Regions from separate parts of the Mus musculus genome. Here region 2 is linked to region 1. Evidence: chromatin loops called from intact Hi-C (ENCODE). Cell type or tissue: heart. All regions are shown on one strand. Links, peaks and the distances in the headings refer to the core of each region. The heading gives the core; the rest is flanking DNA. Region 1 overlaps Galnt17 (polypeptide N-acetylgalactosaminyltransferase 17). Region 2 overlaps Galnt17 (polypeptide N-acetylgalactosaminyltransferase 17).

The links. Hi-C counts contacts between places; a loop is a spot of excess contacts. Peaks named below come from ENCODE experiments on the same cell type or tissue, not always from the same donor. Only the 100,000 strongest peaks of a DNase experiment are listed, where the experiment ranks them.
Region 2: it touches region 1 in a loop (2.4-fold over the local background); 5 of 42 quality-filtered maps call a loop at or near these places.

What each region holds. Positions count from the first base shown.
Region 1 is chr5:131,174,682-131,190,463 of GRCm38, reverse strand. The region is part of intron 1 of Galnt17 (polypeptide N-acetylgalactosaminyltransferase 17); the gene reads left to right. Among named protein-coding and RNA genes, the nearest start is that of Gm40338, 98 kb to the right of the region's middle. In heart, for the core only: no CTCF peak of the experiment used is centred there; no DNase peak of the experiment used is centred there; H3K27ac peaks cover 617 bases.
Region 2 is chr5:131,242,252-131,256,338 of GRCm38, reverse strand. The region is part of intron 1 of Galnt17 (polypeptide N-acetylgalactosaminyltransferase 17); the gene reads left to right. Among named protein-coding and RNA genes, the nearest start is that of Galnt17, 58 kb to the left of the region's middle. In heart, for the core only: no CTCF peak of the experiment used is centred there; a DNase peak (open chromatin) is centred at 5,428; H3K27ac peaks cover 918 bases.

The DNA of each region.
Region 1 (15,782 bases), core at 3,484-11,483:
AGCCACAGTCGACAGCACAGTGATGTGCGCTTGAAAAATCTGTGGAGAGGGTAGAATTCATGCGAAGTGTTCTGAGAACAGTGAAGGAAAGTAAAGATGTATTGATGAAAGATTGGGGCAAGCTGAAGAATACACATCGGCACAAATGGTTGTCACTGTGTTTTCCATTAACCTCTTCTGGATGGCTTTCCTGTTTTCCACACAGGCGAGGAGGCAGAGAAACCCAACCTTGGCAATGACTTTGAAAATATAGTTCAAGTAGTTACATGGATAGGAGCGTAAACCATGAAGCTTGCCAACTAGACACCAAGGTTCGTATTCCGGAATGAGAGTTCTATCGCTGGCAAGATGGCTCGGTGGGTAGAGGCTCTTGTTTCTGAGCCTGGTGATTGGAGTTTACTGCCTGGGACTCATATGTAAGGAGAGAGATGATTCTTGCATGTTTTCCTATGGCTACACACACACACACACACACACACACACACACAGAGAGAGAGAGAGAGAGAGAGAGAGAGAGAGAGAGAGAGAGGATCAATATATAAAATGAATTTAATGTTTTAAAAATAAAATAGAGTTAATTTAATTTGTTTGTGGGTGTGTGGGTGTGGGTGTTTGCATGCACACGTACACATGCACATACTCAGACATGTGAAGAGGAAAACCATGTATATCTTTTAGTTGCTGTTAACATCTTTTTTGAGATAAGACCTCTCACTTGCCTGGAACTTTCGAGTTCAGCTCTGCTGGCTAGTCAGTGGTCCTCGGCCATTCTCCTCTCTCTACCTATGCAGGTCTGGGATCACAAGCCCACACACCATGCCCAGCTTTTCTTTCTTGATGAGTGTGGGTTGTGAGGCTCAGTCCAGACCCTCAAACTTACACAACAAGCAGTTTACCAAGTTAAGTTGCCTCCTCAGCCCCGAGTTCTATAGTTTTAAATGGTCACATACAAATGTTATACATACGGTTCAGAGCCTGGAAGATATGAATTTGCTGCTCTTGCAGAAAACCTGGGTCCATTTTCCAGCACGAACACTGGGTGGCTCTACCCCCCTGTGACTCTAGTCCTAGACACATTGCCTTCTGGTCTCTGCAGGTACTGCTTCCATATCCACATACTGCATACTCCCACACAGACACGCACATAGGCATAATCTAAAAATATTTTTCAAAACCTTCTTTTAGTTGTCCTTGATAATAACGTTTCTCTGGGTTTTACTTCTGATCTGGGGTAATATGGCATCCTAGAATGTCAGTGCAGTGCCAGTTTGGTGGGAAGTGGAAGGAGCTTTTCTATTGACCCTTTTACAGTATCGCTTTCAGGAGAGCAGCAGAACTCTGATGTTGAAGTAAGAGATGGGAGCTGGAGAGATAGCCCAGCAATTAGGAGCAAGTGATGCTCTTGCAGAAGACCTGAGTTCAGTTCCCAGCTATGGGTGTTTCCCACCTGTCCAGTTCCACAGCACCTAACGCTTAAGATCTGGCCTCTGTGGTTATTTACACTCTCTCACACACACATACACACAGAGAGATGTGTAAACACATAACTTAAAATAGAATGCATCTTTTAAAAAAATGATGAAATCCAGACTCCGATCAAGGCATTCATCTGCTACAGGAACAATGGTTGTCATGTGCGTAATTAATATACTAAAAAAAAAATCTTAGAAATATGATTGCTTCAGTGGCTTAGGCATTCTGGTCTTACTCATGCCACGTAATTGCTTTCTCTTCATTTTATTCAGAAATTATTTGCAAGAGAAATTAGCCAATCCATTTTGAACGAGGGATTCCTTGGTCTGGGATAATAGAGTCTGGTGTGTGAATGAGAACTACGTGATTAGACAGTGGGACTCTTTGGGGGGAAGGTGGCACATTCAGGCATGAATGCAAAGTGCCGAGACCTAGATGTGGCAGTGCATTGTTGGTAATGCACCTGAGGCAGGAGGATTGTGAACTGGGTGATGGCTTGGGCTATCTGGTGAGACCCGTGTCAAAAGGGGTGTGTGTGTGTGTCCTAGGAGGTGGCTCAGTGGGTAAAATGCTTGTCACACAAGCATGAATAACTGAGTTGAATTCCAAGAACTCAGGTAAAAGCCATGCACTATGGTATGAGTCTGCAATCCTATCTTTCCTGCAGTAAGATAGAAAGCAGAGGCAGGGGAACCACTGGAAGCTCATGGTCCAGATAGCCTGGTGCACACAGCAGCAAACAAGAAACTCTGTCTCTAATAAGGGAGGAGGAGGAGGGGGAGGGGAGCAACACGAGGTTATCTGTTGATTTTGACACGTGCACAGTGCACCACCCCTCCTCCCCCAACTCAACATCAAAAAAGCTCAGCCCAGGGACTGGAGAGATGTCTCAGGGATTAAGAATGGGTCTTACTCTTGAAAAGGGCCCAACTTTGATTTCAGGTGCTAGGTAGGCAGCTTACAACCAGCTGCAACTCAACTCCAAGTGATCCAGTGCCCTCTTCTGACCTCTGTGGGCATCTGCACTCATATGCACGGACCCACACACAGACGTAAACATACACTAAATTAAAAATATAAAGTCTGTAGAGATGACTTGGCAGTTAAGAGCACTGTCTGTCTTCCAGAGGTCCTGTGCTCAATTCCCAGCAACCACATGGTGGCTCACAACCATCTATAATGGGATCTGATGTCTTCTTCTGGCATGTCTGAAGACAGCTACAATGTACTCATATGCATGAAATAGAAAATAAATCAATCTTTAATAATATATAAGTAAAAACTTAAAAACCAGAACTTATGCAAATGTACTATACTTCTGACATGCCAAAAAAGATGTCAAACTGTGCTTTTAATGTTTAATGCAGTGATTTATACACACTTAGCTTCTTTTATTTTAATTTTTGGTAAGCAATTCTATGGTTGTATGTTTTTTGGGAAATACTGCCTTTGTTTTTTGGTGACTCACAGTGACTGAAGTCCCAGCTAAAGCAGCTATTATATTTGATAAAGACCCACATTCCTTGCAGGACTTGACCCCAAAGATTTCACATTAGCCCTTGAAATTTCTCTTTCCAGAACTCTGACAACAAAACGATCATGGCTTTCTGCCGTATCCCAATAATAACTTAACTCCTCCAGGGAAGCACGGAGGCAAGCACTTTATAAACAACTGTGCTAAACTTATCCCAGCACTGGGAACAATGGTCAGCGTTTATTTCTCTACCCGGGATTCAAGGTGTACACATGTGCCTTTGAGCCTGTTAAGCTGTCTCTCAAGAAGGTGCACAGGGCTTTCCCTCTGATTTCCCAACTCATCCCCTTAGCACACACCTCACTGCTTGGAATGAAAACACACACTTCAGTTCTTTAATTAGCCATGTTACTAATATTCGAAAGCATTCCAATTGAGAAGAATAGTGGTATTAATTCATTCAATGATTTATTGGTTCTTTTTATACAATTTTAGAGGCTTGTTTGTACATGGACATGTTTGTGTACATGCACATGCATGTGCTTATGTGTGGGATGTGCACATGTGCACATAGAGACCAGCTGTCATGGAGTGTCTTTCTGTAGCTCTATCTTTTTTTTTTTTTTTAGGAGAACATGGTCTCTAATTGAATCTGTGGCTATGACAAAATGCTTGATTGAGGCAAACAATGTAAAGAAAGAATGGTTTGTTCCAGCTAGAGATTTCAGTGTCTGATCACTTACACTGTTTGTGTGTCTGTGGCAAGGAGGAAGAGAAAGAAGAGGGGGAGAGGAGGGAGACAGAGACAGAGACACATAGAGAATGTGGAACAAAGAAGAGACAAAGAGGTAGAGATAGACAGCTATGATGAGAATAAACAACAGAGATAATGAGAGACATAGAGTCAACAAGAGAATAAGAGTGATATAGACACAGACATATAACACACAGTAGGAACAAAATGCCATCTACAGGGACACACTCTCAGTGACCCATTTTTCCTCCATCTAGGCTCTGCCCTGTAAGTGTCCACCACTTCCCAATCCCCCATTAGGCTGACTCCATCAATATGTAAACCCACAAGTGAGAAAGGAGCTGTCAGTATCCAATCACTTCCTCAAAGCCGACTGGACTGTGTGTTCATGGGTGATTCTTAGTGGGAAGAGATGGAGTGATGGGGTAGGGACCAGTCATGCTGTGTGTGTGTGTGTGTGTGTGTGTGTGTGTGTGTGTGTGTGTGATGACCTGCTTAAGCACATTTCCCACCCTTTGTTCCTGAATTGCCTTGTTCGGATTCTTTATAGGTCTTCTGTAAGCACTTGGCAACATTCAAGGGATGGAAAAGCCATTGAAAATGGAGTGTTACCTCCAAACTTGTTAGGACCTGGTCGGAAGCCATCACTATGGGGCAAGGGTGGGTTCAATCAAGGAAGATCAATGAGTCTATGTGGTGCTGTCCTGCTGACTATCCCCATGTGGTGACAGAATACCTGACCGAAGCCACTTAAGAAGCCACGCAAGGTAGGGAGGCTTTTTATCAGCTCCCAGTTTGAGGCTATAATCCATCATGGCAGAGAAAGCATGAGGCTGATTCTCACATGGTCACACGGCATCCACAGTCAGGAAGCAGAGAGAGAGAGAGAGAGAGAGAGAGAGAGAGAGAGAGAGAGAGAGAGAGATATGAATGCTGGCGCTTGGCTCACTGTGTCCCTTTTCATTCAGTCCAGACCCCCAGCCCATGGGATAGAGCTACCCATACTTAGAGCACCTCAGTGATTCCTCTCTAGAAATCTCACAGAACTGGTCCAGAGGTGTCCCTCCTAGGTGGTTCTAAGTCTAGCCAAGCTGATATTGAAGATTGGTTTTTTTACAACTAGCAAGATGAAAAAAATTACAGGCTGGAAAGATATAGCTCAGTACTTAAGAGCCTTCCTTGGCTGCTTTTCCAGGGACTTAGGTCTGAATCCCAACACCCACATGGTACCTAGCAACCATCTTTATCACCGGTTCCAGGGAGATCCAATACCCTCTTCTGGCCTCCAAAGGCACCAGGCATGTACACGTTGCACAGATATATAAGCAGGCACTCACACATACATGCAAAATAACAGGAAATGCACCTTTGTTTTAATGGCCTGTCTCCCCACACCGAAGGCTTCTTTGCAGTTTGAACAGCTTACATTTCTGTTTCTTACCTCCATGTTTCTGTTGGGATACCAGCTGTTACATGAGGCTCCATTGCCGGTTTTACCTGTAAGTCCAGCATTTCACTTACAAACCTAGCATTTTTACCACTGGGAGAAAAATCAAAAGGACAGGCTTGGGATGGCGTTAGATAAGATATACCTACAGGCACAGCTATAGATGTAGTTATGGATCATAAAATTAAATGTCTGAATCCCTAACCGTGTCGTGTGTCTTCTATCAAATGTAATCCGATTTTAAGGCTTGTAATTTCTCTTGTTCCTTTGGGGTTCTTCCCCTTCACCGTCTTGCTTGTAGGATTAGGAGTGAATTTTAATATGAATTTTCCTCTCCTAACCAATTTATGCATCCTTTCTTCCTGAGGGTTATTCTACATCAATTGTATAGCAGATCCAGCTGAAGGCTTAAGTACTGTAATTTTGTATCTAGGGATGATCCATGGCTAGAATCCAATTTTCTATTCTGGTTAGGGTGGCAGAGTCTGACTGGGATGTTTACTGGAATGTGAAATCATTAGTGGATTAGTTTTAGGGGATTTGGGGTTTTATGTTTTGACACAGGTCTCATGTAGCCCAGGCTGCCCTGGAACTTACTGTAGAGACAAGGATGACCTTGAACTCCTAATCCTGCTAGTGTATGAGGTGCTGGGGACAGAATACAGGGCTTCTTGGATCTAACAACCAAGCAGCATCCCCAGAACCTGCATTAGCAGGTATTCTTAAAATCTGGGACAGTGTTCTGTGCAGATGTGTCTCTGGTGTGTCTGTGTGGAAATAGGAAGTCTGTGAACCTCTCTCCTACCAGCCTGGGCATTTGGAATTGGTGGATATTGGTGCCAAAGAGCAAGGGAAAAGGCTTCTTGTATATTGTTCTCATTGTTTTCTTGGCAGACAGCTGAAAAGAAATAGTTTGTCAAGCTGATAGTCTGGTGTCTCAAGTAGTGAAGAGGTGTCCATACTTAAAGTAGGATGTTCAGGAGACACAACAGCTTATTAAGTCAACCAATAGCCTGAAAGTCTTTCCTCCCTCTCTCTCTCTCTCTCTCTCTCTCTCTCTCTCTCTCTCTCTCTTCTCTCTCTCTCTCTCAATGGGAAGTTCTGGGAACTTATGAATGCTAGAAATGTCCTCTACCACTAAGTCATACCCCACCCCATTCCTGGGGGATTCTAGGCAGGTGCTCTACCACTGAGCCACGCCCCCAGCCCCTCACTGGGGGATTCTAGGCAGGTACTTTATGACTAAGCTATACCCCAGTGCCTCCCTGGGGGATTCTAAACAGACATTTTATAATTAAGCTGTATCCTTAGTATCCTTGTGGTAAAGTAAACCAGTGAGACGAAGGATCTCACTAAGTTGCCCAGGCTGGCCTTAAACTCACTGTATGACTCAAGATACCCCTCCCCCCAACTTCCTGAGTTGCTGCAACCATAGATCTGCACTTTCAGACCCAGCTGTTTTGTCACTTAAAAAAAAATCCCTGGATTTGTAAAACAAAAGAAAATAACAACAACAACAACAAAAACCACCTACAACTCTAAGCAGGGGAATATCAAGACTTATCTACATTAAGAAATTAATTATGGTAAAAGACCTTACCATCTTCACTGTTTCTGAGGGTGTAGGTTGTGAGGGTTGACAGTGTTTACTAGCATGGAGACATCCCCAGAACATTTTCTGTCTTATAAAATGAAGCTCTGCGAAGTCACAACACCCTATCCTTTCCCTTCCTTTTAGGGTCTTTTGTTTCTATGCTTTGAGAAGGAGTCTCACATAGCCCAGGCTGCCCTGAAACTTACTTGGTAGACAAGGATGACCTTGAACTCCTGATCTTGCTAGTGTATGAGGTGCTGGGGACAGAATTCAGGGCTTCTCAGTTGCCTTGGACAACCACTGGACTAGAACAAGCACTCTTCTTTCTGTCTCAGCAAATGTGACTCCTTTTAGTACTTCCAATAAATGACATCCAGAATTTGTTCTCATGTGACTGGTTTCTTTCTTCCTCCCACTTGGAATAATGTCCTTGAGGTCCATCCATGTTTTAATATGCGTTGAGATTCCCTTCCTTTGTTCAGGCTGAATAAAATTGCATGGTATGGATGTGCCACATCTTGTTTATCCCTTAGTCCATCACCCTGACTTCTGGGCTATTGTAAACAGTTCTGCTGTGAGCATGACTATGTAGATACATGTTCAAGTCTGTGCTGCAGATTCTACTGGGCATAAACCAAGGTTGTACTTGCTGGGTCATAGAGTATTTTTTTTTAATTTTGTTTGGAATACAATTCAATTTTCTCAGCATCTCTACTATTTTATATTCCCCTTATCAGTGTACAGTGCATTCACACTGCAGTTATTTATTCTTGTGTTGGGTATATGGGTGTGTGGGTGTGTGAAAGGCAGAGGACAACCTTGAGTGTTATTCTGCCTTATTTTTGAGACAGGCTCTCACACTGATCCTAGAGCTTGCCAACTGGCTAGACACGGTGGGCACAGTCCCAGGGATCTACCTGTCTCAGCCTCCTCAGCCCTGTGATTACAGGAAGGTTCTTGACTTTTCAAGGCAGGTTTTGTGAATATAAAGCAAAGTTACCCTGATTGAGCCATCTCCTCAGCCCTGGTTTTTGTTTGTGTTTTGTGTTCCTCTTTGTTTGAGGCAAGGTCCCCTGTTGTTCCCCACTGTGCACTCAAGAGAGTAACTGGCCCATAAGCTTCTAGAGATTTCTCCTGTTTCTGCCTCCTATCTCACCACAGGGATTACAGGACTTTAGGATTACAGATCTATTCACCACCAACTCTAGCTTTATGTGAGTTCTGGGTATCTGAACTGAGATCTGGTCCTTAGTGCTGGGATGGCAAGGGTTTTTCTCGCTAAGTCATTCCCCAAATCCTCCATAGGAACTACTTTAAAAGTGTCTTGTAAAAGAAACCTTTAATAAAAATAGAACCAGAAAATGAACAGTAAAATCCAAAGTCCAGGGACTAGAAATATGGCTTAGCAGTTAAGAACCCTTGTCACTCTTGCAAAAGATCCAAATATGGTTCCCAGAACCCACATTAGGTGGCACACAACTGCCCATAACTGCAGCTGCCCTTTCCTGCCCTCCTTGGGTACTGCACTCACATGCACATACCCTCACTCAGAAAAACAACACATAGTTAAATAATAGATTTTTTTTCTTTAATCTGTTGCTCAGAATAGAACAATGCTTAGACTTCTTTTGTGTACTTCTGAGACTTTACAAAGGTTTGTTCATTGGGAGGCTTGGTTTATTATTTCCAGTTATTGGAAAGAGTCCACACCAAACAGGGTATAGTGAGTCATTCAGGAGGCTGAAGCAGGAGGGTCCTGACTTCAAAGGCATCCTGTGAAACTTAGTTACAGTCTTAAAATAAAAATTGGGAACACAACTCTGAAGTAGAAAGTTTGCCTGGGATATGCAAAGCTCTGGGTTCAAACAGGAAGGGGAAAGAGGGAGGGTAAAGAAGGAGGGGGAGGGAGAAGGGGAAGGAGAGGGGGAGGGAGGGGGAAGGAGAAGGGAAAAGAGAGGGGGAAGGAGGGAGGGTGAAAGGAGAGGGGGAGAGGAAGAGGGAGGGAGGCAAGCAGGTAGGCAAGCAATATACTCTCCTTTGGGGAGTAAAAGGAAAGGCCCAGCAGTGAGTAGGTGGGAAGTGTTGTATGAGCCTGCTCCAGGAATAATGTGGGTTGGATTCTATCCAATCCAAGAAAAAGTGAATGTTTCAGGTCTGAGGGAAGTTTGTGCATGAGGACAAGTGTCTGGAAGGCCCAGTGACCAGGTGGCAAGTCAGCAAAGAGAATGTCAGTCACAAGACCTGCCTTTCAGGAATGAATCTATTCTTGTCCTGGTGACTCACAGTCCTCAAGCTTTCAAGGATATTTACAAAGAAAGAAGGCAGCCAGGAATGGCAGTTTGGATATGGGAGCCATCTGCCTTGCAGGGTCTGTGGTCTCACCTGGTTTTCGGAGGCTCATCCCCACACCCAGAGCAGCTGGCTGCTTCCATTTGTATTCCCCAGAGTTGCCTTTTATAGAAGGCATGCCTGAGAAGAGATGAGGAGAGAAGGGAAGAAAGAGGAGAGGGAGAGGAGGGAAGAAGGAAGGCAGAAGACAGGAGGGGAAAGGCGAAAAGAAGAGGAGGAAGGGGGAAAAAGAGAAGGAGAGGAGGAGACAGAGGAGACAGGAGAGGAGAAGGGAGAGGGAGGGAGGAAAGGGGGAAAGAGAAGACTCATTTTTTGATTTCCATATGGGACCCCTGCCAGCTATATGGTACCCACATATATTCGGTGAAGTTCCTCCCACCTCAGGTCACTGACCCACACTTCTGTCATCTCTGAGAGCTCCCTCATAGACATATCCAGCAGTTATGACTCATCAGTGCCTCAGGCATCTCTCAATCCAGCCAAGTAGATATTTCAAATATTCATCCAATCTCTAAGTATAGAATATTATAATGATAATAATTATATCAAGGAACTTGTGATAAAGGGCAAAAGGAGACTGAGCATGAACTTGGGGCTCTTGTCACTATATATAAATTGTATGTGCTGTAAAGTTTGGTACACTTGCCAAAAAAATGTAGACAATTGTGACTTTCCTCCTCTTCCTCCTCCTCCTCCTCTTCCCCCCCCCCTCCTCCTCCTCCTCCTCCTCCTCCTCCTCCTCCTCCTCCTCCTCCTCCTCCTCCTCCTCCTCCTCCTCCTCCTCCTCTTCTTCTTCTTCTTCTTCTTCTTCTTCTTCTTCTTCTTCTTCTTCTTCTTCTTCTTGAAATGGAGAAAGGACCTGTGTTGGCACAAAACTCTCCTAGACCAAGTTCTTAGCACAGAGGACATTTATTTGTCCCAGAGGGACAACGGGCAGGGAGTAAAAGGCAGGAGATAGAGGATGAAGGAAAAAAGGAAAGAGGCCAGGGAGAGAGGGGCAGGGATATTTGTCCCAGAGGGACAAATGACCTCCTCTGCACAGAGAGAAATCAGATGTGGCCCATGGGGCAAATGACAGTTTATAAATGTAAAAGGAAAAGCTTTGTGTTAAGATGAGGTGTTTAATTTTTATTAGATCAGTTTGTTAGGGTAGCCAAAAAGAGGTTTTTAGTTGTGGGACCTCAGTACTTTCATAGCTGAAACTTGGTATTCAATTTCAGGGGGAAGAAGTGGCCAAATAAGGAAACAGACCTTGTTTCCTAGCTTTAAGAACGTACTCTAACTTTTGGGGGTTTTTGTTTGTTTGTTTGTTTGTTTGTTTGTTTGTTTTAAAGCAAGGAAAATGGAATGGGAGAAGGGTACGGCCTGCCAGAGCCATGTTGGCAATGGCTGCCTAAAACCCCTTCAGACAGAGTTTCATTATGTAGCCCAGGCTGGCCTAGAAGTCTTAACCCTCTTGCCTCAGCCTCCAAAGTGCCAGGATTACAGGTGTGTGCCCCACATCCTGCTGAACCTGTGTTTTCTATCACCCAGTAACACGCCCCAGGAAGAATCATCCATGTGTGCAGCTCCTATGTAAAGCAAAGTTGGAAACATCACAGATCTCCCCTTTGCCAGGATTCTAAATGAGAAGTTCCAGCACTTGAGTCCTCAATCATAGTTCCGAGTGTTCAATGGTAGCCTTAGCTAATGTGATCTCGCATTCTGTGTGCCTGCTCTTTTGATTGGTTAGCAAATAACAGAACACTTACTGCTGTGTTAGTCATTGGAGGTCTTTTCTAGTCACTTAGAGGATCCAGATCCTCCCCCCCCCCCACCCATATGTCTGCTCAAGTGCATGACCCTTTCTAGTCGGTTCTATCTGTTCCAGTATGGTTGAGCCAAATATCATGTTCCCTGGACCAGCATTACAAGCAGCTTAGACAGGAAAGGTCTATCTTCTTTGTTAAGAGGGAACAAACCTCTCAAAATTAGTGTGTGTATGTGTGTGTGTGTGTGTGTGTTTGTGTGCAAGTGTGTAAGTCAGATGTCAGCTTGGGTGTCATTGCTCAGTTGCCATCTACTTTATAGTTTCAATCAGAGGGTTTGTTTGTTTGTTTGTTTTTACTGTTCCAGGCACCAAGAACAAAACAATATAACAGTCCACCAAAGTCCAACTTAGTGAAACAATGAGTTATCCAGTTTGCCCACTGGGGTATGGGTGGAAATAATATACAGTACCATGGGTGATCCAAAGGTAGTTGCATCATGGAAGAGCCCACCCAGCACGGCCAGTGTTACGTCAAAGCTGCGTCCTTTGATCTTGATACCCAACTTACACTCATTTCTTGCCAAGAGTCTCCCTTCCCTAGTAATCATTGCTGCTTGTATAACTTAGGGAGGTACCTTGTGCATAGTGTTAAGTTTCTGCCTTCTGAAACTTCTAAGATTCATCCACTTCCTGAGCCTTCTAGGAAGACTTCCCTCTTGGAGGAATTGCTACCCAAAGCCATGTGTTGTGAGTGAGGAATGCCCCTCATAGGTTCATGGTGCTCCTTTGGGGGGCTATATAGAATCTTTGAGCTGAGGGGGTCTAGCTGTCAGATGTGGTTTAATAGCTGGAAACCTTGATGAGTACACCCCTGTCTGTCTGTCCAACCACGGTGGGATTTCTACCCATACTTCCACAGCTATAGACAAAGCAGCTCCTGCAACCGTTCCTTTCCCACCCTCTGAAAACATCAGCCAAGACAAACCCTTTCTCCCTTAATTCGACTCTACCAGGGATTTCCCCACAGCACTGAGGAAAGTAACCATCACAGTATGTGTTAAATACAATTGTTTTCTCTAATGCGCTTGACCTGCGATTGGCAGAACCTGGGCGTGCAGAGCTTGTGGATGGGTCACCCTGGTGGTATTTACTCAACCATCTTCCTCTCTTGTCTGTATGGGCCGGGAGTCTGGGAAGCACATTGTTTATTTGTGCCTGAATCTCTAGGTCTAGGGTGTAGAAAGAGCCTGCATTGTTTGAAGACATGGACGACTCAATTTTTTTTTAATTTATTTTGTATTTAATGTACCCTTGTCTCTCTTTCTAGATCCCTCTTGTGGCTTCCTCCTCAGTGATTCTCACATACTGAGATGCAGTGTCTCTGCTGGGGGTGGGCATCCCAAAGAGAGACTTAGAAAATCTCGGTGCGGCAGAGAATCGGAAATTTTTTCCTTTTTAGGTGTGTGTGCGAGCGCTTGTGCAGTTGTGCATGTGTATGCTGGTGCCAATGAAGAGCAGAAGAAAGTAGTTGACTCCCCCGGAGCTACAGTGACAGGCAGTTGTGAGCCCCCTGCTGTGGGTGCTGACTGGTAACATCAAATCCTCTGCAAGAGCAGATAACACTCTTACCCACTAGGCCATCTCTCCCCAGCTCCACAAATACTTTTTTCCATTTGTTGAATTCGGTTCTTTATTTCTTTCCATACATGGATATTTTATTCTGAGCCTTATTGACCTCTCAATTGTCTGAATCATCATAAGAATTATTCTCAAGGGTCTGGATTTTTTTTTTTTGGAACGAGCTAAGCAGGGGTGAGATAAATCTAAGATCCCTGTCTGGACTGTAAATACCAGGCAGTCATGGCTGTGTCTTCGTGGGTGCCTTTTCCCTTTAGAGATTTATTTGAGTGCTTACAAAGACAGCATTTTTTCAAAGAAGGGAAAAAGGGATAATCAGGGAAGGGCAGAGATTCCCCCGTACTGCAGCCAACTGCCCTACCCAGTGAAGAGGCATTAGAAGACAAAGTGCTAGTTCCTTGTTAGGAAAAAATGATCACCAAGGAGAAGAACAGCTTTGGGGGGGAACAGAAATCTCCTGTGTATCAGGTGGATTTCCTGGAAAGGGGACTTTTGACCTTAAAAAGCAGTGAGCCAACACTTAATAGAAGCTAACTGCAGAAGAGGGCAAGCTAGTCTGGGAAAAAAACAGTACATTGGACTTCGAGTAGAGTTTTGCATAGGAATGCAATTTGCATAACAATGAAGGTATCTTGTTCCAGACAGTCTTTCTAATGGGAGCTAGTCCAGAATAACCATTCTGTGGATGCCCAGTGCCCCCCCCCTCCAAACCCAGTTTTAAAAGGAAATTAAATGTGAAGGGTTGAATTCTGTAGTTGTTAGTCTTGGGAAGGGATGAGGGGGGTGGTATTTCTGTGGTGTGCGATGCCTGGGAAATTCGTGAGGACAGCATTAGGTTTTCTGTTTGGAGAAGAAAAGTCTTCCCCTAATGGATTTTGGAAAAAAAAAAAAGATTATTTAATATTGGGTCCCCACTGGCCTTATGGAAAGGGAGGAGGGGCATTCAAATTCATCCCCCAAGAGAAGATAAGTATTGCTGGCTTTTTGAAATCTGAACCATTTACTGAAATACATACTTTTTGCTCATAATTTATTGCTCTGCAGACAATAGGATGGAAAAGCTGTAATAGTTAATTATTCCCAGAGAAGAGAAAATTGGGTGTGCATGTGTGTAACCATGACAGTAACTGGTTTTGATTTATTTGAACTAAGCAGCATAATCAGAATATCTAGATACTTTAGTGAAATGAAGGGTCTATGTATTATGTGTGGATAGATATGTGTATGTATAATGACTGGATAGATATACTTATAGATGCATATAAATGGGTAGATATATATTTATGTATGTGCAAATAATTATATTTGTATACATATGTGTGTGAATAGAAACAAATATATTTATATATAAATAGATAGATAAATTGAAAACAGATGAGTATATTTATGTATGTTTATATTTACATATAATGTGTATAGGTGGATGTATATATATATATATGCATATATATTGTTGTATAGGTAGATTTATGGATGGATGGTAGATATATGTATGCATAGATATAAGTATATAGATGGTAAGCGAAAGTATGAATGCATGTATGTGTGGGTAGATGAACACATGTATGATAAGTATATATGTATGTATACATTCATGTATAGATATATCAATGGATAAATTGATAAATATGTATGAATAAATATATCAGTTGATGCATGTATATGCGTATGTCTTGAAGTTAATATAGATGGATAGAAGGGTGGATGGGTAGATGGATGGATGGATGGATGGATGGATGGATGGATGGATGAATGGACGATTGAAGGATGGATGAATGGATCAGTGGGTTGAAGATGAAAGGATTGATGGAGAGTTGGGTCCATAGTTATGCACCAACAAAGAAAGAAGGGGAGATTCCTGTGCTGATAGAAACTTTTTTTTTTCTTTTAGCTCACTGAGTCTAATTAATGTTACCTGTTGCAATGGTAGCCAATTTTGTTGGCTTGATCTTGTGTGAAGGTCTTCTACAAGAAACCGTAGCTATTGTGAGTTCATAAATGCAACATCTATGCCTTGTTCAGAAGACAGACAGCATCTCACAGCTCTCTTCCCTGCCCTCCAGCTCTTACATTCTTTGTGCCATCTCTTCAGTGATGCTCCCTGAGCCCTGGGGGATGAGCACTAAAATAAATGTCCCACTTAGGCCTGAACACTCAGTGGTCAGCTCAGCACTTTGACCATTTACTGGGGCTCTTTAGAGATGACATTTATTTTCCACTCCAAAGCATTGAAGAAAAGTGTTTACTGGGGGAAAGGAAACACATATGTACAGCAGACAAAGAAGGAGCAGGAGGAGGAGGAGGAGCAGGAGGAGGAGGAGGAGGAAGAGCAGGAGTAGGAGCAGGAGGAGCAGGAGGAGGAGGAGGAGGAGCAGGAGGAGGAGCAGGAGGAGCAGGAGGAGGAGGAGGAGGAGCAGGAGGAGGAGCAGCAGGAGGAGGAGGAGCAGGAGGAGCAGGAGCAGGAGGAGGAGCAGGAGGAGCAGGAGGAGGAGCAGGAGGAGCAGGAGCAGGAGGAGGAGGAGGAGCAGGAGGAGCAGGAGCAGGAGGAGGAGGAGGAGGAGCAGGAGGAGGAGCAGGAGGAGGAGGAGCAGGAGAAGGAGGAGGAGCAGGAGGAGGAGCAGAAGGAGGAGCAGGAGGAGGAGGAGGAGCAGGAGGAGGAGCAGGATGAGGAGGAGGAGGAGCAGGAGGAGGAGGAGGAGGAGCAGGAGGAGGAGGAGGAGCAGGAGGAGCAGGAGGAGGAGGAGGAGGAGCAGGAGGAGGAGGAGGAGAAGAAGAAGAAGAAGCAGCAGCAGCAGCAGCAGCAGCAGCAGCAGCAGCAGCAGCAGCAGCAGCAGCAGCAGCAGCCGCCAAAGCCTTATGCGAAATGGAGGGGACACTTGAAAAGCTGGAAAAGCTGGTTTATTCTCAAGGGCTAGTATTTTGAAGCCCCTAAAGAGTCTTCCTCCCCTAATTTGGTCAGTTTTAAAGAAAAATAGGGTAGTTAATTGGCTGAAAACTGTTGTGTAACACTGTCTTATCTGGCCTTGAACTTCTTGAGCCAGTTTATCAGCAGGGGGCCTGATGGTGGAAGACAAAACTGAAAAGGCCTTTGTTTCATTTTATTATTAGAAATGGATTTTTCCCCCATTTAATATATTCTGATTACATTTCCGGTACCCACCATCAAAGAGGGGAGGACAGACTTTCATCTGAATCCATGCCCTTGCTTGTCTCTAGTTTAAAAACAAGAAGGCAGTCTGAAGAATAATAATAAAATAAAAATAACGTAAAACAAAACTGTAATAGGACAAAACAAGCAATCAG
Region 2 (14,087 bases), core at 1,874-9,873, 67 kb before region 1:
TCTGTTTCAGTAGGTCTGCCTGGTGGTTCTGGTGTGATATTTTAGGACAGTGTGTTTACAGCAATGGACTCTCCATCCACATGTGCCCTACTGTGTATTCCCCTTTCCACTCATCCCTACAACACATCCTAGAAAGAATTGCCTGGAATCCATTGATGGTGTTTATTGGTATGTAAGGCTATAGCCTGGGTTACTATATATTTACTGGTAGTAATTGCTCTAATGCTTCCAGAGACCGCCTGAGTGTTTCTTTGAATGGATATGTGTATGTACACATATATGTATGTGCTTGTGGAGACCAGAGGTGCCATTCTTCAGACACCATCTATACTGTTCTCTCAGCCAGTGTCTCTCACTGGAACTCTGGGCTCACAGATTAATTTAGTTTGGCTGGATCCTCCTGCCTCAGTCTCCACAGAACTTGGAATACAAGCATAGGTCACCAAGCCTGGCGTTTTTGTAAAATTGCGCTCTCTCTCTCTCTCTCTCTCTCTCTCTCTCTCTCTCTCTCTCTCTCTGTGTGTGTGTGTGTGTGTGTGTGCGCGCGCGCGCGTGTGCCTAGAGATGCCAGAGTAGGACACAGGACAGCCTGATCCATCATTCTCTACCATATTCCTTTGAGACAAGGTATCGCACTGAGCCTGGAGCTATCCTATTGAACAGCAAATCCCAATGAGCCTCATGTCTCTTGTCTTTACAGTGGGGATCAAGGTCATGAGCCACGGCTGCTGACTTACTTTTACATGGGCTCTGTTGACCGATACAAGTCCCTGTGCTTGTGTAGCAAGGACTTAACTGTCTACCTAGCCTAGAGAAGTTGGGTTTTAAGGGACTTATCACTGTATGTCCTGAGGCTCTGCAAAAGTGTTTACAAATTTGAGTTACAAACTCAGGTTAAAAACACCACAGTCATCTCTCCTTTTCTCTGTCCTGCTTCTATCTTTACGTGAACACAGGAAGCTTTGTACGCAGTTGCTGTCACTCTGGGCATTCAATCTATTACTTCCTTTCTCCCTTAGCATCATGTGGTAAGTGCCCTTTTCCACTTCTACATGGCTATAAATGACTTGACACCTTTATTTCTGTCCCATTGTTTATCACTAAGCAATAAGTTACTTCTGTTTTTTTGTTTTGTTTTGCTTTATAATGGAGAGCTCCCTTACTAAAATCTGTACCACAGACACAAGAAAAACTGAGTTTTCTTCCAAATCACTTGCAACATATATACAGGATTCTATTTATATTGTTTTTCCTGTGATAGTTTTACTTACTCTTCATATTACTGGGCATACTCTCTTCTGAAAGAATTGAGGCAGTTTAATTATCTCTCTGCCAAAATTGAACCAAATTCTTTTTCTATAGTTTATTCTTATTATTTTAAAATTTTGCATTCTCTGCCATGCTGAGATGGAATCTAGGGGCCTCTCATGTGGTAGGCAAACATCCTGCCACTAAGCTAGCACTAATTTAATAAATTTTAAATAGTACACCTGCTGTTTGGACTGGCATGTATTTAATTCATAACTCCATTAAACCCATGTCCAGTTATTGACTTAATAGAGAAGTTTGGCTCAGAGCCGGACATGGTGGCTCATACCTGTAAACCAAGCACGTGGGGAGATGAGGTAGAAGGACAGATAGCACCATGTGACCCCGGTTGACATAGTGATTTTGCGGATAGTATAGACCATGAAATCTTGTCAAAACAAAACAAAACACACACACACACACACACAAACCAAAAATCCACCAAACCCAACCAAACAAAAAAATCAGCAACTTCAAAGCAACAAACAAACAAAAAAAACCTTCTGTTCACGTTTCTTATTTGTTCTGAAAACTGGTAGAAAGCTTTCTTTTGCATGAATTATTTTTGGGCTATCTGTGCCTCTGAGTGCATTTGTAATGTGTACACAGATTTTCTAATGTTGATGTTGTCATACTTTTTGTGTGTTTTATGCATTCTTGAGATTGCTAATTTGTCTAAAATTATATGCAAGATGGGACCACCCACATTTATTCAATGGATGCTTATCTTCGCTCTGAAGCTTCTGTTATAATTTTTAAAACTCGAGTTGAGAAAAGAATGTAATTTTGGTTTAGTCTATTTCTTCTATATTCAGCCTGTTGTGCTTAGCATTGTTCTCTCAATGGATTTAGATTGAATATGGATTTAAGCTAATCTTTCTTCATTTTATTCTTTAGTTTTAGATGTAAATGTATGAGGTTATACTTTATCATACTGTAGTGGAATTGGCATTGTATTCATTATTTTCTCATTGCTGTCACCAAACACCTCACAAGATACAACTGAAGACACGAAGGGCTTATTATGGTTCACCGATCAAAAGTACAGCCCATCATGATGGGGGAGGCATGGTGGCAGTAGGGAGAAGTGGAAGAGAGGGACAAGGAGGGGGAGGGAGAGAGGAGGAGGAGGAGGAGGAGGAGGAAGAAGAAGAAGAAGAAGAAGAAGAAGAAGAAGAAGAAGAAGAAGAAGAAGAAGAAAGAAGAAGAGGAAGAAGAGGGAAGAAGAGGAAGAAGAAGAGGAAGAAGAAGAGGAAGAAGAGGGAAGAAGAGGAAGAAGAAGAGGAAGAAGAAGAAGGAAGAAGAGGAAGAAGAGGAAGAAGAAGAAGAAGGAAGAAGAGGAAGAAGAAGAAAAAAGAAGGAAGAAGAAGAAGGAAGAAGAAGAGGGAAGAAGAGGAAGAAGAAGAGGAAGAAGAAGAAGGAAGAAGAGGAAGAAGAGGAAGAAGAAGAAGAAGAAGGAAGAAGAGGAAGAAGAAGAAAAAAGAAGGAAGAAGAAGAAGGAAGAAGAAGAGGAAGAAGAGGAAAGAAGAAGAAGGAAGAAGGAAGAAGGAGGAAGAAGAAGGAAGAAGAAGGAAGAAGAAGGAGGAGGAGGAGGAGGAGGAAGGAAGGAAGAAGGAAGAAAGAAGAAAGAAGGAGGGAGGGAGAGAGAGAGAGAGAGAGAGAGAGAGAGAGAGAGAGAGAGAGAGAGAGAGAGAGGCAGAGGCTGGTCCTCCAAGACCAGGATGGTGTTGCCCACACTGATGGTGAATCTCCCTTCCTTGGTTAGTCCAGGAATTCCCTCCCTCATAGGCATGCCCCAAAGTGTGTCTCCTAGGAGACTCAGGACACTGTCATGTTGACAATCAATACTAGCCATGACAGAGAGTATTTAATTCTTTTAAAAAATATTTTCATTCATAACCCTGGATGCTTGGTTTTAATACAATTTCACTATTTATAACACTTTTGTTTTTAATTTGTTTTTTTTTTATTTGAGAACTTCCTTTTATTCCCTACCCCCTTTTCCCAAATAGCAATTTGTTTTTCTCTTTTGCTCTTTAAACTTTCACATCATATTAAAACAAATAAGCATTTTAAAAATATCCAGGGAAAAGGAATGTAAATCGGTACTTTTTCAGGGAGATGTAATTGGAAAGATTCACATCATACATTTTGAAAATATTTGGTGGTTGGCTGGCGACTGTGATTGATCATATCTGGGAGGATCAGGAAGCAGAGATAAGATAGGAATAGGCCATTCCTTGTGATCCACTTCCTCCAGCTGTGGCCCCACCTCTTGAAGTTTATATAACCTTCATACATACAACCATAACAGCCCCACCAGCCTGGAACCAACTGTTCTAAACCCTGAGCCTGCTGGGGGCATTCCACATTCAAACTGTAATTTCAGCAAGCAATATGCATTTGGATTTTAATAATCCGTGATCTTCCTCCCCCCAAACTCCTCATTATTTATCATTTTATATTTTGTTTTATTGGTTATTTTATTTACTTACATTTTAAATGTTGCCCCCCTTTCAAGTTTCCCTTCCGCAAATCACCCACCCCATCCCCTCTCCCGTTTGCCTCTATGAGGGTGCTTCTCCACCCACTCACCCACTCCTGCCTCACCGCTCTATCTTTGACACTCAGTGTAGGGTACCACGTCCCACTCTTTTCACTCCTTCCTACGGTGTTGAATAACTGAGAATGAAGACAAAGAATTCTTCCATGGTCTACTGTGATGTGGAAGACAGCGGCCCTGTTTTGTTTTGTTGTAGGTAGTGTGATAGAAAAGGTATTCACCTGGAAAAGTGAGTGGTAAGAATGAGGTGGCTGCGGTGGGAACGGGGTCAGGGATGGGTGACTGGATTTCATGCCCCTGTCACCTGGACCGCCTGAGCAAAAGCTTCAGGAGGGAAAAGACAGCGCCACCTAGAGAGTTACTAGTGCCTAGAGTTCAGATGAAGAAGGAGTTCTAGATAGAGTGCAGCCCTGGAGGACCTCATTTGCCTATTCATGAGTATGAACTTAAACGTGAAGACACATTGAGCCTCTGAAACGGAGCCAGCATTTGTTTGAAATCGACTGGCTGGCCTTCGCTATGATGGTGCATGCCTAACATCCCAGTACTTGCAGCATTGCCATGAGTTCGAGACTAGCCTGGGCTACATTATGAGACCCTATATCAACTAAACCTTGATGTTAATGGCAAGCATTATGACAACAATGATGGTGATGATGATAGAGACTTTGAAGGAGGATTGCTGGGCATCCCTCTTTTTATCTCTTGTCAAACGCAAATGTTTGGATGGAGCCATTGGTGTGTGCAGGGGCTGAGGGGAACGTGTGTGTGTGTGTGTGTGTGTGTGTGTGTGTGTGTGTGTGTGTGTGTGTGAAATATTAAAGATACGGCCGGCATCTATGGCCCCAGGGGAATGATGAAGAATGAGGGAGGGTTCTATCCATAGATTCCTGTAACTGAAAAACCTCAACCACGCCAATAAATCCCCAAAGAAACTACTGAGGATCAAACCCACTGCCTGATGTATGCCAAACAGTGTTATTCTACTGAGTCACGCCCTCAGCCCTCCCTGGAGGAGTCTAGGTAGGAGCTCTACTACTACTGAGCCACACCCCCAGCCCCTTCCTAGGGGATTCTGGGTAGGAGCTCAGCTTCTGGGCCTGAACTCTTTACTTTTGTTAAAAAATTTAAGACAAGGTCCGTTTAAAGCTGCCGAGGCACCTTTAATAGGCAGATCTTGAATTCACTTGTCATCCTGCCTCAGACCCTGAGTTCTGAGATTATGGGCCTACACAGTAAGGCTTTTCTCCAACACACGCTTATAGTACAGCCTTTGTATCATGTCTGGGTGCATGTATGCACTGCATTTAAAATCATTCCTTTGTATCTTTCTTTCTGATATGATTCAGCGCATTATTTGTACAACATGATGTGGCCTTTCAGGAATGGGATTTTGATTTATGACATTATATTCATATAAAACAAATAACTGATTTATGAGTCCTTAACTTGCTGCTTTTGTTTAATAATTGGCAGGTCAGAGGTTGTCTGGCTTCTTCTGAAGAAGGCCAGGGAGGGAATATTTTTAGCTCTGAGGGCCATCTGGTCTCTGTCACAATGACACAGTTCTGCCATGTCACGTGGAAAACCTCTGTAGGCTATGTAAACAAAGGAGTGTGGCCCCATTCCAATAAAACTTTATTTTTAGACAGCAAAATTTGAATCTCCTATGATTTCCATATGTCACTATATATCCATCAGCTCAGCTCTCTGTTGCTGAAAACTCTAAACTCAACCTCAGATGAGGCATACTGAGGAGAAGAAAAAAACAAAGCAAAATCAAAAACACCCCTGGATATTTCTTATCATTGTTCCCTAAATAATACAATATCACAACTGTTTACATACATTTACATTGTATTAGGTATGCTAAATAATCTGGCGCTAACTCAAAGTACACGGGAGATAGATTATATGCAAATATATTGTCTACTCTATGCAAATTACATATAAATATGACACCCTTTTACATAAGGGGCTTGAGCGACTTCTTGGTATCTTAGGGTGTAGATAGGGGCGGGGTCTGGAGCAGACGTCCCTCCCCAGACCAAGAAAGGATTGTATTATTCTTCCTTAGATGTCAAAGTTAGCAAGCAATACCCTTTTCAGCCTGTGGACCTTGCATAAATAGGAATTAGTCTGAGTTTGAGCTGCAGTTTAGCATCTTCTGGCTTATCTACCCAATGAATTCACTCTTCTCACTGCTGTGACCAAACCCCTGACAAAAGTAACTGAAGAAAGGGTTTATGGTGGATCACAGTTTGAGGGCAGAGTCCATCATGGCGGGGCTGCACGGCGATGGCGGCAGCAAAAATGTGAAGCAGCCAGTCTTACTGTATCCGCAGTTGGAAAGCATTGAGAGATGACTGCGTGAGACTTTCTTCCTCAGTTAATCCTCCCTGAAAACACTCTCGGAGGACATATTCTTAAGTGATTCTAAATCCATTGAAATGGACAGATTAACCTTTACAGACACAATCTAGGGCTGTCTGCATAGCTAAGGTTTACTTAGCAAATTTTTAGTACTATGTGTACTTGTCTGGTGTTGACTTGCATAATTTTCACGAAAGCTCTGAATCATCTATTTGTATGGGAAAACCGTGGCTAGGATGAGACCGCCTTGAGGTCACTTATGGCTTGCATAATAACAGGAAGCAACTGGAACTGAGGTCTGTGTGCCCGAGTTTACTTTTAACTATAAAGCCCTCATTCTTGAATTTGTGGGATCAGTGTGGAAGGCAGTGGGTAAAGTGTGCAGTTGTAGAAAGGTATTCATATTCAGCTAGTAGCTGAGTTCCCTAGATATTCAGAAAGTCTTGCTTGTCATTATTTTTCCCTCCTATTTTATCTTTACATTCCCGTCCTCCCTCCCTCCTTCCCTTCCCTTCCCTTCCCTTCCCTTCCCTTCCCTTCCCTTCCCTTCCCTTCCCTTCCCCTTCCCCTTCCCCTTCCCCTCCCCCTTCCCCTTCTTTCCTTCCTTCCTTCCTTCCTTCCTTCCTTCCTTCCTTCCTTCCTTCTCCCCTCCATTCCTTCTTCTTTATCTTTCCTTCTTTTTCTTTTCTTTCCCCTTTGTTCCTGTTTCTTTCCTTTCTTTATTTCCTTTCCCCTCTTTCTTTTTCTTCTTCTCTTTCTCCCCCTCTCTCTTTCTTACTTTGGTTCTGTCTGTTTCTCTCTCTGTCTGTCTGTCTGTCTGTCTGTCTCTCTCTCAACAGTGTCTCACTTCATAGCTCTAAGTTAGCCTGGAACACCATGTGGCCCATGTTGCTCTCTTTCATTTTGTTTCAGATTCCTGAGTTCTGCAAATACAGATGTGCACCACCACAGCTGGCTTTGTTCTTCACCATACTATGACAGGATGAAAAGATTGTTTTGGGGCTTGAATCTGACTCCACCCTTCCAAAGTTCAATGACCTTCAAATGAAGCCCTTTCGTTCACTCAGTTTTCTCATCTGTGAAAAATACTTGAAAAATCCTTATTAGGGATCCCATGATGGAGTGTCAGTAAGGTATACAGTCCATGGTTGAGATGTATGAATAAGCATCATTGGAAGGAAGAGTGGGGTAATCTGTGACAGTGTTGAACTCATAGTACAGATGCTGGTGGGATGGCTCAGTGGTTAAGAACACTTGCTGCTTTTGCAAGAAACATAGTCTGGTTTTCTGCATGCATATTGAGTTGCTCTCAACTGCCTGTAACTCCAGCTTTAGGGTTTCTGGGGTTCTAATGTACTCTTCTGGCTTCTTCAGGCACTTAACATGTGTGCATACGCACACACACACACACACACACACACGCACAAGTATGCCTATGCACATATATTACAATGAAAGAACCCATAAACTTCTGGCAAAAGATTCATCCTTTGCTCTGTGTGGGTGGTCCTGCTCTAGAAAGGGTGACATTTTATAGGCTATCACAGCATGCATTACATTTTCCCTACTTTTCAAATGCAACTGCAGAACAATTCCCTTGTTTGCATAACTCTTACTACATTGTTACGATTACAGGACACAGGGTATCACATACCTGCTGTTACTCTGTTTAGAAGTCCTTTGCCAAGGGTGAGGAGGTGGCTCAGGGGGTAAAGCAAGTGCTTGCCATGTAATCATGAGGGTCTGAGTTCAGATCCCCAGAGCCCATGTAAAGTCAGATACAAGTATGCATCTATAATCTCAGCCGTGCTATGAGATGGGAGGCAGAAACAGGGGAACGCCCAGAAACGTGGCTTAGCCTGGTGGACACAACAGTAATAAGACCTTGTCTCAAATAAGGCAGAGGATATGGAATAGCTCTTGAGGCCACCTCTGACCTCTACACACATGTCATAGCATGTGTAACCCCCCCCCCCCACTCACACACATCATTCACACACAGGTCTGACACATACATGAAGATAAAGAAGAGAATCACTGTGCCTTGTCCTTACAGCCATTGAACTGCCCCCAAAGCTCTCAGCCGCAGGATAGATGTACAATTTGTTTTCCTTTTAGAAATGCATTTCATTCCTCTAATTAATATTTAATTTGAATTTTTCTTTCTCATTGGCATTCTATTTTAAGCTTTTATGGGAACACACCAGTTATTACTGGATTGATCTGTTTTGTGGTATGTGACTGCTTAGCTCTCATGAGTGACTTTGTCAAGCTTCTTTTGTTTTTGTTTTTTTTCTCATGTCTAACCCTGTTATATATTCTTTCTCCATTTTTTTGTTTAAATTTACTACAGGGGTTCCTCTTTATATATGTCTGCACATGTATATACAGATATATACATATATAAACATGCATATGTGTATACATATATACATATGTATGTATATGTACATGTATATTTTCAAAGAAAAACAGATTTTTATGGCCATTTATCATTGAAAATGTTTGTAAAACCTTTATTTACATGTGATTGGAGGGTTTGACTTCTTTTATAATTCTTCTTCTTTCTTTAAGATTTCTTTAAAGTTGATTGCTGTGCCTGTGAGTGATGGCATGCATATCTGCGCAGGTCCCCTGGGGGCCTGAAGAGGGCATCAAGTCCCCTAGAGCTGAAGTTTAAGGTTTTCATAAACAGCCCGACATGGGTGCTGGGAACCAGACTCAGGGCCTCTGCAAGAGCAGCAAGTGCTCTTAATTCCTGAGACATCTCTTGGGCCTTCTACTTCCCTGTACTTATTGCCTTGCAGTACATTACCAATGCTATTGTAGTTATACTTCAAACAGGAAATATCCAGGCTGGGGGGGATAGTTCAGTGTCAGCACTCCAGTCTGCTCTTTGTGAGGTTCAGTCTACAGCACTGGACAAGGGAAGAGAGGAAACTGTCTCTCTTCATCTAATTCCTCCTAATTTTTCCCTAATCTAAAATTATCAGTTGCATGCTCCAGATAGCTTTCTTCTTCATCTAGCTATTCTAGACGTGAAATCCTAGCAACATACTCTTATGTCAGATTCTATCCAGCTCTTTGTGTCTAGGTAATTAGTTTTGGTTTACAGGATGCGATTTTTACACCCGTGTGTGAGTTTGCATGTTTGCATGTGTGTGCTCTTGTGCAGAGGCCAGAGGTTGATGTCAGGTATCTTTTTCCATGGCTCTATTTGATTTCCTGAGGCCTGGTATCTCACTGAACTTGGAGTTTGCCAATTTGGCTGGGGATCCCCTGTGCACACCTGCTTCCTAAGTACTAGGCTCACATGAAAGCCACTAGGCACACTCTGTTCTTTACATTTGTTTGTCAAAAGCTCCATCTCCCAGCCCCAGGAGTCATCCAGTCCCTTCCTCTCCAGTACTGGGATTATAAGTGTAGGTGACCATACTCAGTACTCTCCATTCCCCATTTTAGCGCGTGCACGCGCATACACACACACACACACACACACACACACACACACACAGGCACACACGCACACTCACACACAGGAGCATGTAGAGGTCTCCTTTTACCTTGTGGGTCCCAGGAATTGAAATACTGATCTCAGATGGCTAAGGTGATGATAGTTGAGCCATCATTCTGGACATTTTATATTCATTTATTCAACTAGAGATTCATTGACTTATCCACTCATTGGATGGGTCCTGCACACTACTGATGGTTATCTTCCTAGTTCCTGTTTGTTCCAACTTTCCCCTACCCCAGTGGTTCCCGTGGGTCAAGACCCCTTTGGAAGTTGCATATCAGGTATCCTGCATATCAGATATTTACACTAAGATTCATACCAATAGCAAAATCACAGGAAGTAGCAATGAAAATAATTTTATGGCTAGGGATGTCTTTACAACATGAAGAACTGTATTAAAGGGTCAAAGCATTAGGAGGGTTGAGAACCACTGTTCGTCCTCATTTTGGTCTTGTTGTTGATTATGATAGTAGTTTTTGTTTTTGTTATTTTTGCCAGGGATCAACATCAAGGCCTTGCATATTATTCTACCTTCGAGCTATGCCCGTAGCCCTTTCCCTTGTTTTTTTTTTTTTTTTTTTTTTTTTTTTTTTTTTTTTTTTTTTTTTTTTTGGTAGGCTGAGCAGCTTGAGCGTGGTTTATATAACCAGTCCTCTACTGATGGATATTAAGATGTTTCCATTTCTGTCCTCTCTCGACCACTTCTGCACTTAAGATCCTTGCCGCAGCCCCTCTGTGGTATTTATAGCATTTCTCCACATAGAAACCTAGAAATAGGGTTCTCTCTCAGAAGTTGTGTACTTGTCAAATCGTCATAGATACCATTGTCCTACTTAGATTTAACTGTCAGCTTGACACAGCCCTAGGGTCACCTGAGAAGGGAGTTTCAGTTGAGGAATTGGCCAGATCAGATTGGCTATCAACAGAGGAGGGCCCAACCCACTGTGGGAAGGTAGTCATGGGGTGTATAAAAAGATAGCTAAGTGTGCTTGTTAGGTTTTTGTCAACTTGACACTTTCTTGGTCATCTGGAAAGAGTGAACCCCAACTAAGAAAATGCCTGTACCAGACTGACCTAGATAGGCAAATCTTTGAAGGCATTTTTCTTGATTAATGCCTGACCTGAGAGGGCCCAGGTTGCTGTAGGCAGTGCAACCTTTGGGCAGGTGCGTTGTGGGTTGTACAAGACAGCATGACGAATGGTTTGGTAAGTGGTATTCCTCCATGGTCCCTGCTTCAGTTCCTGCTTGAGTTGCTGCCCCAACATAGTCATAGGGGCTGTAACTAGGTAGCATCAGTCAGATAAACCCTTTTCTCTCCAAGCTGCTGTTGGTTGGAGTAGTGGTTGTCCACCTTTCTAACACTGCATGCTTTTAATACAGTTCCCCATGTTGTGGTGACCCCCAACCATAAAATTATTTTCGTTGCTACTTCATAACTGTAATTTTGCTACTGTTATGAATTATAAATATCTGTTTTCTGATGGTCTTAGTTGACCCCTGTGAAAGGGCTGTTCAAAGCCCCAAGGTATCTCAACCCACTGATTGAGAAGCACTGGCTTAGAGTGTTTTATTTTATCAACAAAAGAAAACTAGAAGCCACCAGTTGTTCTCCCACTAGTGTTACACAGGGGGAGAGTTCTCTGTTTCCATTTTCTATTTGTTTATCTAGAGTTCTTTATTGCCACTATTTTGTATTCTAGATATTAATCCTTTGTTATGTTTTACTTTTGAATAGCAAATATTTGCTTCTAGTGTTCCACTTGGCTTTTAGCTTTCTCTCTGGTTTTTACTTTTTATTTTTAATCTTATTTTCCCAGTGCAATGAAATTTCTCAATTTCTTTGCATACTTCAGGTGTTTCCATGTCTGAAATGCAATTTTCTGACTTCCTCGTAATTTATTTCAGCTCTCATTACTATGTCCTCAGCTGCCTGGGGATGCATTGTTTTTCTTGTATTTAGGAGGAAGGTACTAACATTGGAAACTTCCTATGCATTATGAGATGGGACTGCACAGTCCTCTGGGATGGGTACTAAGGCAGGTGGGCAGCTGTTCTGTTTCTTTTGTAGCTTGAATTGTATTCTCCTAAAAATTCATTTGCATGATTATCTGTGTGTGCATAGTATATACACACACAAATATATATGTGTGTACAATTATATGTATTTGTGTGTGCATATTTGTATGTACATGTGCACATATATTTCTGTGTGTGTATGTGTTCAGGTACATGTGCACATTGTGTGCATGTGTGTATATCCCTCAGGCCCTGTCCATCACATATATTTGAGACAGTGTCTCTCACTGAGCTAGAACTTGTAAAATATGTTAGGTCAGCAAGTATTAATCACAGAAAATGGGAGGAGAAAGACCACTGACCCAAATCATCATGACCAAATTAATTAAGTAATCAATTAGTGAAAGTAAGCTTTTTTATTTGTGTACAAGAAACTGCCTTTCTGGGTTAATCTTGAATGTGAAGAAAACAAGGATTTTTGTTTGTTTTTTGTTTGTTTGTTTGATTTCTGGGAAAGTTTTTCTGTGTAGCCTTGGCTGTTATAGAACTCCCTCTGTAGTTTGGGATGTCCTTTAGTTTATGGAAACCTGCCTGCCTCTTCCTCCCAAGCATGAGCCACCACTGCCAAGCAAGACAAGATTTTTAGCACTCAGGAATAGAGAGTTTACAAATGGGGGAGGTGGGGGTGGGAAAATAGGTGGGGTTATAGGAGCAGAACTTAAGTATAACAATTAGTTCTAATGATCACCTAAAACAAAGACATGGTTCCAAGGTGAGGATAACGAGGTAGTCATAACAGCAGGTAGTCATAACAACAGGTAGTCATAACAACAGGTAGTCATAACAGCAGGTAGTCACAACAAGGTAGTCATAGGTGTACCTTTAACCTTTTGAAAGAAAAGTTGGGCTATAAGATGATTAGAAAACAACTTTTGAAACAGACATGATTGCCATTCCTGAAATAGGCAGTACAGAACCATTTGTAGTTAACATTACAGGTGGAACACAGCCCAATCCTTGAGAGACAGAGGTTTAGTCATAAACAGGAGTGAGCCTAGTTTGTCTTTACAATAAGACAGCCTTTAAGCTTCTATCTTCACAAATACCAGGAATCTACCCATCTCCATTTCTCTAGTACTAGATGGGATTATAAACATGGCCCATTAGGTCTACCTTATTTTTACATGGCTCTAAGTATCCAGCTCAAGTAAGTACTTCAAGGCAAGCAATTTACCAACTAGGCTGTTTTGATAACATATAGTTAAAACTCTGGGGAAAGGTTTCCACATGACAGTTATCACAACAGAGCTTTAGGCATAACTACATAGACACTCCCTAGCCATGTAGCACCTGTGACCTTTATTGGGATGAGTTCTATTGGCTGATAAAGAGCTCAGGACAAGGACCTAGAGAGGAAGAACTTGTAATAAGCATAAAAATAGATTCTAGTAATGGAGGATGTGAAACACATGGAACTCATAAGGATGGATTCTATTCACTAAGAGACAAAGCTCAAGGTTAAAAACCTAAGCAATGCTTAAAATTGGTGGGGATCCAGGAAGGCTGGCTTCATAGAATAGCCGAAATATCACCAGGTTGCCAGACAGTAGTCCCCTCAGCCTTTGGAAAATGAGGCATCAGTCATTTCCTTCCTTTGAAGAAAAGAGGCCCACACATTGGACACACCTGGTTCCTCAGATGCTTTCTTTAAGCTGGGCCTCCTATAGGTCCTGGGGATTGAAGTCAGGTTGTTAAATCTGACGACAACCTTTAGCCACTGGTTACCCACTAAGCAATGTTGCCAGCCCAACTTTGATAATTTTGAAGTTTGGGTATGTGATTGCCATGACACAAAGCAACGTTGCATCTGGTACCTTCTCTTGTACATGTGCGTGTCTTTCTCCTGCTTTCCATCAGAAGTTGAGATAGTTTGAGGTCCTCCCCAGATGTATCTATTTGATTCTACATTTCTCAGCCTCCACAACTGAGAACCCAAATAAACTTCTTTCCTTTTAAACTACCCAGTCTCAGGGATTTTAGGACAGCAACAGAATATGGGCTAACATGATGATGGTAGAAAGGGGAAACATCTTTGTTTTTGTTTAATCAGCTTCTTAGTGCTGTGCCAAAATACTTAGAACACAGGGTAAGCGAGTGTGGCCCATGCCAAGGTGTACCTGGGAAATTATGCCATGCAACTGATCTGGTATAAAAGAGGTTAACTGGGGGAGAGGAGAGGAGTGAGGACTTGGGGAAATGGATAGAGGCAAACAAATAGACATGCATGCAGGCACACACACAGGGAGGGA